Linked DNA regions of Homo sapiens: region 2 is linked to region 1. A link is a contact called in ENCODE Hi-C or POLR2A ChIA-PET data. All regions are on one chromosome and are shown on one strand. Each heading gives the region's core, a stretch centred on a gene start or an enhancer-like site at or near the end of the contact. The rest is flanking DNA. Distances are from core to core; before and after follow the strand shown. Region 1 overlaps CRIM1 (cysteine rich transmembrane BMP regulator 1). Region 2 overlaps FEZ2 (fasciculation and elongation protein zeta 2).

What was found. Hi-C counts contacts between places; a loop is a spot of excess contacts on that map. ChIA-PET counts read pairs that join two places held with the same protein, here RNA polymerase II (POLR2A).
Region 2: a map of PC-9 shows a loop between it and region 1 (21-fold over the local background). The contact joins two enhancer-like sites. A Hi-C loop is called at or near these places in 1 of 168 maps with a recorded cell type or tissue (PC-9). POLR2A ChIA-PET finds 5 or more read pairs at or near these places in 2 of 52 experiments (Caco-2 and PC-3).

The regions. Positions count from the first base shown.
Region 1 is chr2:36,460,165-36,462,741 of GRCh38, reverse strand. All of the region lies in intron 4 of CRIM1 (cysteine rich transmembrane BMP regulator 1), which reads right to left. Among named protein-coding and RNA genes, the nearest start is that of CRIM1, 110 kb to the right of the region's middle. RefSeq lists silencers at 1,262-1,556, 1,682-1,976. Within about 2 kb of position 1,286, at least 10 of the 41 ENCODE cell types and tissues checked have a DNase peak (open chromatin) inside an H3K27ac peak, as active enhancers do; they include PC-3 and PC-9, where a contact is called at or near this core.
Region 2 is chr2:36,560,380-36,562,956 of GRCh38, reverse strand. The region is part of intron 5 of FEZ2 (fasciculation and elongation protein zeta 2); the gene reads left to right. Among named protein-coding and RNA genes, the nearest start is that of FEZ2, 36 kb to the left of the region's middle. RefSeq lists an enhancer at 680-1,879. Within about 2 kb of position 1,281, at least 14 of the 41 ENCODE cell types and tissues checked have a DNase peak (open chromatin) inside an H3K27ac peak, as active enhancers do; they include PC-3 and PC-9, where a contact is called at or near this core.

The sequences.
Region 1 (2,577 bases), core at 37-2,536:
TGGGGCTAGAATACTGACAGGCCACACCCTGGCCCCAATGTGTAGATGTGATTACAATGAAAGCATCCCGCAAGAATAGCTGATTAACCTTCTCTTACAAATCTTCTATGATTCCACATTCTTGCCTACACACGTGCTCCAGGGAATCATTCTACTCTAAACACCTGAGAGTGTACAGTCAACCAAAAAATACCTCTTCAGATGTTGTCCTTCAACACTTGAACAACCTTTACTGAACACGTGCACTTACGTGCTGGGTTCTCTGCTATGCTGTTAGGAGTCACACCACACTGAACACCATGACTAAGTCTGCCATGAAGTCTTTTTTCCCCTTTTATGTTTGACCTATTTTCCCAACATTTGTTTAAAAAATTTACAATTTAAAAAATACATTTAGGGAGTACAAGTGCAAGTTTCTTATAGACATATATTGCATAGAGGTGAAGTGTGAGCTTTTAGTGTACCTGTCACCCAAAGAGTAAACATTATATGCATTACGTCTTCCTAACATTTAAATATTCCTATTTTTTTTTTAAAGTCCCTTACAAGTTGTCTCCAGCAGGCTACAGAAGAGCTGAAGTTGCACCCAACCACCTATTAACCCACCTAGGAAAGGAAAATGTTTTATGCTGAATCTTTACAACTAAACTGACTGCATAATAAAGATCCTGGTTTTGCTAGCTGGTGTGACCCCAGCTCCTGTCTCCTTGTTTCCTTCCCTGCAAAGCCTTCTGATCTACCTGTTGCCATCTTTTGACTTTTCACAGCTTCCCCTGAACGTGAAATTAGCATCTTAATCAAGAAAGAGCTGATGAAAGAACCACAAAAGGTAAAAATCTGGGCTTAGGTCAGATATCTATTGGGTAGCTATCTATTAGGTTAAAACCTTACTGAAACTGCCAGTTTTGCAGTTCGAAATGGTCAAATAGCAATTCCTTATTTTCAACATAATACAACTCACATGAGTTATCTTTTAACAGGTATGTTTACATTCACTCTGTCAGGTAACAAAAGGGGACCCCATCATGACCCATATTTGCCCAGGAAGTCTGTTATATCTACAAATGATATGAGTCCCATGTAGTTTTAAAAAATTCTTCAGTAAGATTATTCTAGATTCTCTGGTTAACACACACTGCAGGAGGTATTCTTCCCTTTCACCGATGGGAACAGGAGTTACACAGCTTAGTCAAGTGACCTGATTTTAAATAGGGTTTCCTGTTCTCTGTGTTTTCCACTAGAAGAGACTAGATTTTCCTCTACTGAGTCATGAACAGGAAATGCTGAACTACAGAAGAACTGACGCATGCAACCTGTACCGTCCTCACCACATTCTTTCTCTTCATTTTAATTCTTTTTGTCCTCCCTAATCTTTCCCTCCCTTTATCCCCATCTCTGGATAAGGAGCAAGCAAAGGAAAGGAGAACACAAAAGGGGCAGAGCAAACAGCATTTCATGAGAAAAGCTGCAGTGAGCTGATTTCAACACTTACCCCTCATTTCTGAAGCCCTCTCCCCAATTTCCAGTTCTAGTCCAATCTCCCCCTGCCCACGTCTCTGTCTCTCCCAAACCATGCTACACCCATCCTAAGGCTCAGTTCCCAAACTTCTGCAGTCAAAATTTATCTTCCATTACTCCTCATTTTATGTATCACTTTCTCAGCCTAGCATTCAACACTCTGAAGTCCATATAACCCTTTCTCAATTCTGTTTCCCAGTATTTCCCTTCATTTTCCATTGCTACGGTCATGCTCTTTTCTCCAAATAAGTCCGCACTTTGCTGTCTCTGCACTGCCTGCCCTAATGGCCTCTGCACATTCCTCATCCAGCCCTTATGCCCAGTTGTCTTTCTAGGCCAACCTCGGATAACAGCTTCTTCTCTGAACCCCCAAACACCACACTTTTCTTACAGCACCCTCTTTCTCTATTTTGTGGTAACTTGAGGACTCACCTTAACATAAGCTCTTCTAGTACCTATCATGTCTAGTCATATAAATGTTTCTTAAGTGGAAGTGAACTGCAGAGGAACAAGACAGGAATAACAGTAACACAACAAAACAAAAACACAAAAGAAAGTGAGGAGAGCACTGAGATTTCTCTACTGTGAATTCATAAAGGCCACCCCAGGCAGAGCTATTTGCATGACCTTGAGCAGAAGTGCTAAGGTTTTAAAAAATGAAACAAAACAGCTTTATTGAGATATAATTCACTTACGATAAGTATTCACCCTTTTAAAGTACACAATTCAGTGGTTTTATACTCACAAGGTTGTATAACCATCACTAGTACCTAATTTCAGAACATTTTCATCATCTCAAAAAGAAATCCTGTACTCACTAGCAGTCACTCCCTTTCCCCTGATCTCCGGCCCTTAGCAACCACTAATTTATGTTCTGTCTCTATGGACTTGCCAATTCTGGATAGTTCATATAAATGGAATCATACAATATGTGGGCTAAGGGCTTTTTAACTTCAAAGAAGATGCAACCTGTATTTGCAAGTAACCAGAAAAATAAAGCCTCTAATGTAATCCTTAGAGTTAATATAATGATCAATCGAGGTACCACATTAATAAATT
Region 2 (2,577 bases), core at 32-2,531, 100 kb before region 1:
TCTAGCTTTAGATTTTATGAATTTGTATCTAGCTTAAACATGCTCATAGATAATGGAGCCAGGTAATATAGACTAAGTACTTAAAAACAAGTACTCTTCTCTTTGTCACATTTGAAAGAAAATATATTTTATGAAAATAATTTAAAAAATAAACTGACTTGGTTATTTGAGAATAGTTTCTCATAATTGTTATTATATACTCTGAAGCCTAAGATGTTATCTCATTTGATAATCTGCTTAAAAAATATGAATGAATTATGATAGCATTGGAAAAATTTACAGAAATAGTTTTCTGTAGGTTTTTGTTTTATAACTAGCCTCCTCCATCAAAGCTAATAGTTATGCTTTCAGTGAAGTGAAGAGTAGTCAGCAAAGTATCTTGACTAGACATTTGATTCTTGCTGAAGCAAAACTGGCTTGCAAATCTGGGAAAGGCTAGGTAGGGAAGTTGGATGGTTTAGGAGGAGAGGCATATTTGTACAGTCTCCTGTAAGGTAGTAAAATTTGGAACTCAGATTTTCAGTAACTCCATAGAGTTACATGACTGATACAGAAGCACATAGCTCCCTCAGTGATTCAGCCTGTTGGCATTTCTTAGCTTTTTGTTATCAAGACTTCTTTACGCTCTTAAAATTTATCAAGGACCCCAAGAAACTTAATATTAGCCATGTTACAAATTAAAAGTGATAAAATTAAAAATATAAATTCATGAAAAATACCAAAAATAAATTCATTATAAAGAGCATATATTTATGAAAAATAATATTTTACAAAATCATGAAAAAATATCATTGCTGTGCATTTTTGTCAATCTCATTAACATCTGGCTTGATTAAAGACAGCTAGATTCACAAATGTGCTTCTGCATTCAGTCTGTCATTTGGAATATTTCACTGTAAGTCATGAGAGAATGAGAGTAAAAAAGACAACTTATATTTTAGTAGTATTAAGAAAACATTTTTGAACTCCTGAACTCCTGAGAGGATTTCAGGGACCTCTTGGCAGGAGTTGGGTGGGAGGGGGTCCCTGGACTACACTTTGAGAACCACTGGATGAAACTATATGTATTTCTTGATGACCATTCCCTTGGTTTCCTTTCTTCTGCCCCTTGGGGCCTGGTAAAATATTCTTTATGTTGACTCCTCAAATGTGTTTACTGATTTAAATTTCCTCTATAAAATTCCAGGGGAAGGAACCATCAAGTGAGTCAGGCCTTCACTTCCTTTTCACGAAGCCTTTCCCCTTAATTAGTCATGCTGTAAGAATCCATCTCACTCCTTTGACTCAGCCGCCATAGAGGTGCCACCAGACGCTTTTTACTATGCTTGATGACATTGTAGACTGGTTACAAATCAAGATAAGTTGTTTAGGAAAAAAATACTCCCTTTTCAGTACAAAGAATTCTAGGAAGTCTTGGAGGTTGCTGGGAGAAAGAAAGTAGAATTGTTTCCTAGAAACGGAGTGGAAAAGTCTTTGGAGAAGTTTTTGGGGGCCTGGCTGGCACATGGGATCCACTCTGCTCTCCAGGAAGCGTATGCCATCTTCTAGTTCGCATTTCTGCACCAAGGCAGTGGCAGGTGGCCCGAAGAGTGAGTGGGAAGCAATAATCAGCTCTCCAAGTAACAGCATTTTCATTTGCTAAATGTTATGTTAATGTTCTCCAAACTGATGGTAGAATTATACAAACTTAGGCTGAAAATACGCATACTGTTCATCTTAAGTTTTCAGACTTCTGATAAAATGTAGGTAAATAATATCAAAAAGTATCTTAAAAATTACACAGTAAATTTTGTATAGAACAAATATGTGTACAACTTACAACATTTACATTGGAACAATTAGCTACATCAGAAAAATGCCTGCATGAATATAGTAGCATAAAAACAGTTGCTTTTGCATTTAACTTGCAAAGAAATGGAAGCAACAGCATTTTAAAAAGAGCATGGGTTTATGTGCTTTATCTGGATGAGTAGTGGCATTTTCTAACTGCTTGCCTCTTGGGCACATAAGTCATCATGGTACATTCTTACTAATAGACTTTGAACTTCTTTCTCTGTCCTTTTCTTCTGGGCCGTATATTGCCGCCTTTAGCGCTTCAGCATGGAAGGGATCTCAAATGTCATTCAGAATGGCCTCCGCCACACCTTTGGAAATTCAGGTGGAGAGAAACAGGTGCTCGGTTATCCTTATTTTCCTCATTCTCTGCTTTTTCATTTTCTGTGTAAGTGAAGATCCTGAAAGCTGGTAGTTTACTAATTTACTAAGACCATTGCTTAACGAGAGAAATAAAAGTTTATTATAAAAGTTCATTATATTTATAGTCTTGATAATGAACAGAATTTCCCTTTGAGGAAAAAGCATTTTTCAAATTCGACAATAGATTAAATGCATTCTTAAGACGTGTTTTATAGCTCCATTTTTCACTCTTAGTTTTAAACAAATATTAACATTTTAACATAATGTATTGCATGTGTAGAAAATCTGCTTGTGAAAATAACTAAACTAAAATATGTGACTCTAATTCTAAAAGTCTAAGTCGCAAGATGTCATTTTTGGGGGAAGAAGGCCAGATGTCGG